2 separate regions of the Homo sapiens genome follow, and region 2 is linked to region 1. A link is an interaction called in ENCODE POLR2A ChIA-PET data of the cell type or tissue named here. Cell type or tissue: B cell. All regions are shown on one strand. Links, peaks and the distances in the headings refer to the core of each region. The heading gives the core; the rest is flanking DNA. Region 1 holds the start of CYP1A2 (cytochrome P450 family 1 subfamily A member 2). Region 2 overlaps NEIL1 (nei like DNA glycosylase 1).

Region 1 (4,377 bases), core at 1-4,000:
TTTCAAAGAAGGAAAAGGTTAGTGTGAACACAGGGAAGCAACGTGACACCAGAGCTGGGGATTAGCCTCTGTTGGGGTTTAGGTTTCTGCAGAATGAAAGCTTTCTCACTCATAGGCCCCCCACATTGCAGGACTCTGCTAGGGCCCCATTTCCAGGGCTTTTTTCTTGGGGGCTTTGAGGAGCCCTGAGAAGGGGGCTTCAAGGATGAGGAAACTGAGGCCCAGAGAAGGGGAAGAGTCGGCTCCAGGTCACACAGCTGGTCTGAGGTGTCCAGAGCCTTCCTAGGCCTTGGCAACACAGCAGCTGTGTGGGCATGCTGGAGCTGGGAGGGAGGGGCTGCACCCAGGCCCTGCAAGGTGCCCCTTGCCACCTGCACCCCGGGCTCACCTTGTCAAAGTCCTGATAGTGCTCCTGGACTGTTTTCTGCAGGAACCACAGGAACCTCTGGTTGAAGGCCTTGAACCTCTGCAGGGCAGGGTTAGGCAGGTAGCGAAGGATGGGGAAGAAGTCCAGGGGGTTCCCGGAGGAGGCAGTCTCCACGAACTCATGAGTGTTCTTCACGAGGCTGAGCATCTCATCGCTACTCTCAGGGAAGTGCTGTCCGAAGCACATGGCACCAATGACGTTGGCCACTGACACCACCACCTGATTGTAAGGGTCGAAGTGCCCAGGCCCTGCCATCAGCTCCTGCAACCTGCTGATCAGGGCCTTAGCCTCCTTGCTCACATGCTCCTCCAGGTAGCAGGAGGATGAGGAAGCTGGGTCAGAGGCGATGGAGAAGGTGTTGAGGGCATTCTGGGCCAGGCGCCGGCGGGCAGCCCACACCGGTCCAGAGTCTGTGCTGAAGGTCAAGCTCTGGCCATCAGTGATGAGGGTGGAGGTGTAGAGGTCAGGCCGGCCCTTGAAATCGTCGCCCTGCCGCACCAGGGCCTGCCGGATGGTGTCCAGGCGGCTCAGCACCAGCACGGGCGTGGAGCCAATGCGGATCTGCAGGACGTCCCCGTAGCGCTGGCTCATCCTTGACAGTGCCAGGTGCGGGTTCTTCCCCAGGGTCAGCACATGCCCGAGCAAGGGCCAGCCCCATGGCTCTGGTGGACTTTTCAGGCCTTTGGGGACCCGAGGCCTCAAACCCTTGAGCACCCAGAATACCAGGCAGAAGATGGCAGAGGCCAGGAGAAGCTCTGTGGCCGAGAAGGGAACAGACTGGGACAATGCCATCTGTACCAACTGCAGGGAAAAAAGGAGGGACCAGGCTGAGGGTTGAGATGGAGACATTCATTCATTCATTTCCTCAGTCATTTGATAAACACTGATGCGTGTTCTGTGCTTGGCTCCCAGCTGGATACCAGAAAGACTAAGCTCCATCTACCATGCGTCCTGGGCCCACAGAGCTCACCCTTTGAGCATCACAGAATCTGAGAGCTGGAAAGGAGCCTCAAGATTCCCAACATGAACGCTGGCTCTCTCCTCCACACATCATCTCAGTTTCCACTTCTGGGGCTGGAGTAGAGGCAAGTGACCACTCCAAAATGGGGAAGCCAAGGACAGCACCCTTGTCAGCCCCTGGCACAGCATGCATGCTGGGTATTGTACCAAAGAGTCCCTGCCAGTGCTGGCTTTCTGCTGATACCTTCCATATACCCAAGGGACCAGGAGTTCCCCCTACCCAGTGACACTGAGGTGGCCAAGGTCCCAGGGCTGGTTCAAATAGCCTGTGATGCCCCCTCCCCAGGGCATTCTTTATCAATACCAGGAGGGGCACCTCCTCCAGGGATGAGTCCCCATCCTCTCACAGTCTTGGAGGTTGGGGTTGGGCTTCAGCCAGGGCCAGGGCTGCCCTTGTGCTAAGGGGGAAGCCCTCCCCATCGCTCTCCTTAAAAATGGCTTAGTCCAAACTGCTCATTTAAAATCGGGAAACAGAAGTCAAGAGCTGGGTAGCAAAGCCCGGAACTCAGGACCCCTACACCTAGCCCAGGCTCCCCGTCTTTCTGTCCCCACTAGCTTCCAGGTTCTATAGTTGGGGATCCCAGAGATTGTAAATTGGTCCCAAGAAAGGTACCTGTAGAGGCAGGTGCTTGAGATTGGCAGGGTTGTAATGGCTGGTGTGGAGCTTCTGGCTCTAGGTGAGTGGCCTTTTTATAAACACCGCCCCCTATCAGATTGGCCTGGTTGTCCTGATCACCTGATATGAAAGCTGGATCACTGAACAAAGTTGGAAGGATCAACTCTTGGCCTTGGGCCATTATCCCTCAGCTCCACCTACTACCTAAGACCCAGGGTGACTCTTTGGGGATAGGCCAGAAGGGGTGCTGGGTCCCTGGGGATGAAGGTACAGCTGTCTTTAGGGTTCAGGGTAGGGAGCCTATTTCTCTGAAGAGTAGGGTAGGGTCTGGGAGTGGGGGTTAGGCCTTTGGACTGATCTGGGCTTCTTTCCCACTGCACACATGAGGAAGAGCTCTGCCAGGGCACTCAGTCTAGGCCAACCAGGCTCACGGCCCCTCTCCAGAGGGATGTTCTTCTGTAGTACCCTCCAACAACCTGCAAAACCAAACAGTAAATGGGCGTGTTCCAGCCACTCCTGATTTTCAGCCCAAGTCCCCAAGTGGAAAAGAAGAGATGATAAAGATTTTGCATCCTAAAGAGAGGCCCCCCTTATGCAAAAAGACTAAGAGACATAACCAAATGCAATATGGATTTGCATTTGATTGCCATATCGATTGGATATGGCATTTAAACAAAATTTTAAAAAAATCTATAAAAGATGTTTTGGGGACAATTGGGGACATGTAAGCACGGACTGGAGATTAGATGATATTCTGGAATAAATGTAAATTTTTTTAGGTGTGAACAGAGTGTCATGGTATGTGGGAGTGTATCCTTATTCTTAGGAGATTAATGCTGTAGCATGGAAGTGTCATGATCCCCACAACCTCCTTTTGAATGGTTCTGTTAAAAAATGTACACCTCTAGGCCAGGCGCGATGGCTCGCACCTGTAATCCCAGCACTTTGAGAGGCCGAGATGGGCGGATCACCTGAGATCAGGTGTTCAAGACCAGCCTGGCCAACCTGGTGAAACTCCGTCTCTACTAAAAATACAAAAATTAGCCAGGCATGGTGGCATGTGCCTGTGATCCCAGCTACTCGGGAGGCTGAGGCAGGAGAATGGCTTGAACTTGGGAGGTGGAGGCTGCAGTGAGCCAAGATCGTGCCACTCCACTCCAGCCTGGGCGACAGAGTGAGACTCCGTCTCAAAAAAAAAAAAAATGTACACCTTTAAAGAGTGTAATTGGATTGTTTGTAACTCAAAGGTTTATCCTTGCTTGAGGGGATGGATACTCCATTCTCCATGAATGCTTATTTCATATTGCATGCCTGTATCAAAACATTTCATGTACCCCATACATATATACACCTACTATGTACCCATAAAATTAAAACAATGTATACCTATCTATCAATAAATCGAGAGAAAGTAGATATGAGAAATGTCAGATATTCATGGACTTACGTGAGGATATATGGTGTTTGTTGTACTAAAGGAGTCTTTAATATGGACCCAGATCTCAGTCAGATCTAAGAGGAGGAGGAGGACAAGCCTTAAATTGGATGTGAAAAGGAAGTTTGCTATCTTTTTTTTTTTTTTTTAGATACAGAGTCTTGCTCTGTCACCCAGGTTGGGGTTCATGTGCCACAATCATGGCTCACTGCAGCCTCGACCTCCTGAGCTCAAACAATCCTCTTGCCTCAGCCTCCTGAGTAGCTGGGACCACAATCACAGGTGTGTGCACCATGCCTGGCTAATTTTTTTATTTTTAAACATTTTTTTGTAGAGAGGAGGTCTTGCCATGTTGCCCAGGTTGGTCTTGAACTTCTGGGCCCAAGCAATCCTTCTGCCTTGGCCTCCCAAACTGCTGGGATTACAGGTGTGAGCCACTGTGCCCGGCATGGATGTGAGAGGGAAGTTTTGATTTAGACTGGAGTGGGCTTTTATTCCTGAAAATGAGAAAACTGTGGGATCAACCTGTGAAGATGCCAAGGCAGATGGATGGGGAATCCAATAGAGAAACAGAGCATGTTTGAAGGCCATGAATGGGAGAAGAGGAAAGTTGTTTCCTGTCTATATCTCCATTGGGTTCAGATGACTCAATGAAAAAGGTCAAGGTTTGAGGTTAGGCTCGGTTTTATAGAAAATGGACTCTTTCTTTCTCTCTGTCTGTCTGTCTCTCTAATTAACTAAAGTTCATGGTTTACTTAGATTTCCTTGCGTTTTACCTAATGTCCTTTTCCTGTTCCAGGACCCATTGGATATCACATGACATTTAGTCATCACGTCTCTTTGGATTCCTCTTGGCTGTGACAGTTTCTCAGGATATCC
Region 2 (4,377 bases), core at 236-4,235, 610 kb before region 1:
GCAGCGACCTACCCACTACAATACCTCTTGGGACTGGGCTCGATTTGAGGTCTGACATGGCAGGGTGGGAGTGGCCTTGGACTCCTCCCTGGCTGGGGAGACTGCTTGTGTGGAACAGGCTGGGGAGGAAGAGGATAATCAACATTTGCTGCTTCCTAACGTGTGTGCCAGGCATTGCACTAAATGCTTTACATTGGCAAGGCACAGTGGCTCACGCCTGTAATTCCAGCACTTTGGGAGGCCGAGGTGGGTGGATCACCTGAGGTCAGGAGTTCAAGACCAGCCTGGCCAACATGGTGAAACGCCATCTCTACTAAAAATACAAAAATTGGGCCGGGCGTGGTGACTCACGCCTGTAATCCCAGCAGTTTGGGAGGCTGAGGTGGGTGGATCACGAGGTCAAGAGATCGAGACCATCCTGGCTAACACGATGAAACCCTGTCTCTACTAAAAATACAAAAATTTAGCCGGGTGTGGTGGTGGGCGCCTGTAGTCCCAGCTACTTGGGAGGCTGAGGCAGGAGAATGGCGTGAATCTGGGAGGCAGAGCTTGCAGTGAGCCAAGATCGTGCCACTGCACTCCAGCCTGGGCGACAGAGCGAGACTCTGTCTCAAAAAAAAAAAAAAAAAAAATACAAAAATTGGCCAGGCGCAGTGTTCTCAGGCCTATAATCCCAGCACTTTGGAAGGCCGAGGTGGGCGGATCACGAGGTCAAGAGATCGAGACCATCATAGACAACATGGTGAACCCCCATCTCTACTAAAAATACAGAAAAATTAGCCAGGCGTGGTGGCACATGTCCTGTTATCCCAGCTACTCGGGAGGCTGAGGCAGGAGAATCGCTTGAACCCTTTAGGCGGAGGTTGCAGTGAGCTGAGATTGTGCCACTGCACTCCAGCCTGGCAACAGAGTGAGACTCCATCTCAAAAAAAAAAAAAAAGCCGGGCGTGGTGGCACATGTCCTGTTATCCCAGCTACTTGGGAGGCTGAGGCAGGAGAATCACTTGAATCCTGGAGGGCGGAGGTTGCAGTGAGCCGAGATCAAGCCACTGCACTCCAGCCTGGGTGACAGACTGAGATCCTGTGTGAAAAAAACAAAGTTTTACATTTAATTTGATACTCATGATCATTCGATGGGGTGAGTACTATTATTTATTCCCGTTTCACAGATAAGGAAACTGAGGCTTAGGCAGGTTGGGTGGCATGCCCAGGGCCCCGTACAGTGGGAGCTGGAGTTCAGTTGTGTGGTTCTAGAGCTTGTGCTCGGCCTAGTGACAGGAGCTCTGGAGTCTGGGAGCACAAAGAGGGGCACAGGGCCACCAAGTGGGTCTTGGATCTGCCCTCCAGGTGTGGGCCCATCGCTGGATGGATCTGTCAGAACACGGCTTTGGGCTGGCCCTGCTCAACGACTGCAAGTATGGCGCGTCAGTGCGAGGCAGCATCCTCAGCCTCTCGCTGTAAGTGGGGTACCCACCAGGCCTGGGAGCTGGCATGGAGAAATGGGTCTTCCCGACCACAACTCCAACAGCTTCAGCGTGGCCCCTACGCGCCCTCCTCACCCCAGCTTGCGGGCGCCTAAAGCCCCGGACGCTACTGCTGACACGGGGCGCCACGAGTTCACCTATGCACTGATGCCGCACAAGGGTGAGTGCTGGGGACGGTGGGGCCTTCCTGCAGCCCTAGACACCTCTCTGCCCTTCCCTGAGCCCAAACCCCAGCAACCTGGCTTCCTGCCCCTTCTAGGGACAGGGGAGGGTAGCCCCCATTCTCCACCAGCATTGTTTCCTGGTCGTACCCCAGGCTCTTTCCAGGATGCTGGCGTTATCCAAGCTGCCTACAGCCTAAACTTCCCCCTGTTGGCTCTGCCAGCCCCCAGCCCAGCGCCCGCCACCTCCTGGAGTGCGTTTTCCGTGTCTTCACCCGCGGTCGTATTGGAGACCGTCAAGCAGGCAAGGGGTGGGACGTGCTGGGGACGGGGTTCCGAACTGGGCCTGCCCTCGGCCCCTCCCACCAGACGTGTTCCTCTGCAGGCGGAGAGCAGCCCCCAGCGCCGCTCGCTGGTCCTGAGGCTGTATGAGGCCCACGGCAGCCACGTGGACTGCTGGCTGCACTTGTCGCTGCCGGTTCAGGAGGCCATCCTGTGAGTGGCGGTGTGGGATTGGGGCGGGGGTCGAGTCTCGCCCTCGCAGAGCCTTCATGGCCCCTCCTGTTCTCCAGCTGCGATCTCTTGGAGCGACCAGACCCTGCTGGCCACTTGACCCTTCGGGACAACCGCCTGAAGCTCACCTTTTCTCCCTTCCAAGTGCTGTCCCTGTTGCTCGTGCTTCAGCCTCCGCCACACTGAGTCCCTGGGGCTGGGGTTTTGTTTGTAGAAGGCTCTGGGGACTCCTAATTTCTGCTTCCCCAGCCTAAAGCAGGGATCAGTCTTTTCTTGTGGAATAAATCCTTGGATCGGGAACCCTGCTGCTCAGTCCCCTTAGGGCCCATCCTCACGCTTGGGGTGGGGGTGGGAAGTCTGGGGTGGGATGGCTTCCCAGGTATTTGGTGGGTAGGGGCAAGATCCTAAGGTACCTGTGCGTGCAGGGTCTGGGTTGCAGCCCCCACAGGAGAGACTGGGGACCTCGAGCCACCAAAAGCCAGTGAAGAGACCATGAGTTGAGAAGCCCCTCCCCTGTGCCAGCAGGTAAAGGGCCTGGGCCTGGGGCTGGGGAGGGGCCGAAGGGTGGGTTTTGCCTGGCTCCTGCCAGGATGAGGGGGCAGCCCTGGACCCTGGAGAATCTGGACTGGAGGAGCTCTGGCTCCTGGGCTGCCTGGGGCCAGGGTCTTTGTACCACCTCTGAGGGGCTGTCCTTGCAGAGGCAAACTGTCCTCTGATAGAGTCAGAGCCTTGAGGACTGGGATGGGGGCTCAGTTTGCCTTGTGAGGAGCTGGGCCTTCTGTCACCAGGACCGGACAGCAGGCCCTTCCTACCTGGCCATCTCAGACCAAGAGGTGCCAAGAAGTTCAAATGTATCAGTTTATTAAAAATGCAGCATTTTTCACATGAGCTTTAAAGATGTGGAAGATGGGGTACAATTAAAACCATGAGAGTTGTGCAGGGAACAGCCGTAGGGCCTGTTTGCACCTTCAGATATTGCCTGCTCCCAAAAATTCAGACCCCCAGATGCAGGGCAAGACAATAAGAAAGGGTGAGTGCAAGCAAGGAGAGCCTCCTGCTAAGAGGCTGAGGTCCCCTCTGGTTCCAAGGATGGGATGTCAGCCTTGACCTTCCGGGGTCTGCAGTGGCCTGGGGGAAGAACAGGCAAGATGGTCAGCTAAGACTCCAGGGGCTGCCATGGCAGCCTTTCTCCCACCTTTGTACACGCGCTCCTAGGCCACCATCCCATCCTCTCCTGTAGAGCCAGTTTCTGGGAGTGATGAGGAAAGCCCACCAGAGGCTGCCTGTCGCCCCTTCCTCCTCCCCTTCTTGGGCACTGTGGGAGCTTCTGGGTCCTGCTGGAGGCTGGTCCCCTCAGGCCGCTGGGTTGCAGTCCTCTTAGGAAGGTCTCTCTTTGCCCTTCGTGTCCTGGAAGGGGCCTTGCTTGGAGGCAAAGCGTCCTGGATGGAGGAGACACGGGTCCCTGAGGGGCTCAGAAAGCAGTTCAGAGGTTGGTTAGGGCCCACCACTCCCCCCGCCCTCTTAGGGTAAGGCAGCTGCCTGGGAGGGGCAGCCAGGGCTGCAGAGTGCAGGGGAGGAGGCGGGAGCAGGCAGCCATACCTCCACTCTGTCCTCAGGACTCAGCTGTGTGGCCTTGGATTTCTTTTTGCGGGACTTGCGCCCTGCAGGACACTGGTGTTGGAGTTGGAGGGTCCTATCCTGCCCAGGGGTGACTCCCAGGGTTGCAGGGGGATAGGGTGGAGAAGGGTGCTGTAGCCCTTGCAGGCGTGAAGTCCTTTCTGCTCTCTTAGCCTATTACATTAGGAGTAGCTTACCTTTGGGTGCCAACGGTCCAGGATCCCCCTAAAATGGGATGGGGATAATTCAGGAATCAGCCTGGGTTGGCACAGGGGCGGTATTCCTTGGAGAGGCAGGACTCACACACACCCATCCAGATCAGTGTAGCTTCTCCCTTAGGAAGCCTCTAGGACATCCCCCATGTTAGAGTCCACATCAGCAAAGCTGCTCTGCCCTTGGCTACTTTCACTTGGGCTACCTGCCTTGGGCTACTTCCACTAGCTGCAACCCTGGGACGCATGGGAGGGGAGGGGTGTGACCCTCAGGAACAGTGTGGTCCTTGGAGGGTCTAGACAGACCCTGAGCATCACCACCCCAGTTATTGTGACCCCACGTTTCCACCCATCAGCCTCCTGGGGTCTCTGCCTGTGTGAACAGTAGGG

The links. Peaks named below come from ENCODE experiments on the same cell type or tissue, not always from the same donor. Only the 100,000 strongest peaks of a DNase experiment are listed, where the experiment ranks them.
Region 2: POLR2A ChIA-PET joins it to region 1 with 5 read pairs; 2 of 35 experiments call an interaction of 5 or more read pairs at or near these places.

The regions. Positions count from the first base shown.
Region 1 is chr15:74,746,581-74,750,957 of GRCh38, reverse strand. It overlaps CYP1A2 (cytochrome P450 family 1 subfamily A member 2), which reads right to left and starts at 2,113. Exons shown (of 7, transcript NM_000761.5): 1 at 2,061-2,113; 2 at 389-1,228. The coding sequence starts at 1,219. RefSeq lists promoters at 1,220-2,357, 4,089-4,377, 2,023-4,377, an enhancer at 4,211-4,377 and a cis regulatory region at 3,444-4,377. In B cell, for the core only: no CTCF peak of the experiment used is centred there; no DNase peak of the experiment used is centred there.
Region 2 is chr15:75,353,873-75,358,249 of GRCh38, reverse strand. NEIL1 (nei like DNA glycosylase 1) reads right to left here. Exons shown (of 10, transcript NM_024608.4): 7 at 3,973-4,000; 8 at 3,758-3,819; 9 at 3,432-3,597; 10 at 1,135-3,286. The coding sequence ends at 3,216. It overlaps MAN2C1 (mannosidase alpha class 2C member 1), which reads left to right. Exons shown (of 26, transcript NM_006715.4): 21 at 1-49; 22 at 1,348-1,457; 23 at 1,565-1,644; 24 at 1,801-1,949; 25 at 2,031-2,140; 26 at 2,218-2,458. The coding sequence ends at 2,344. Among named protein-coding and RNA genes, the nearest start is that of MIR631, 2.4 kb to the right of the region's middle. RefSeq lists an enhancer at 1,828-2,122. In B cell, for the core only: no CTCF peak of the experiment used is centred there; DNase peaks (open chromatin) are centred at 1,779, 2,153, 2,980 and 3,529.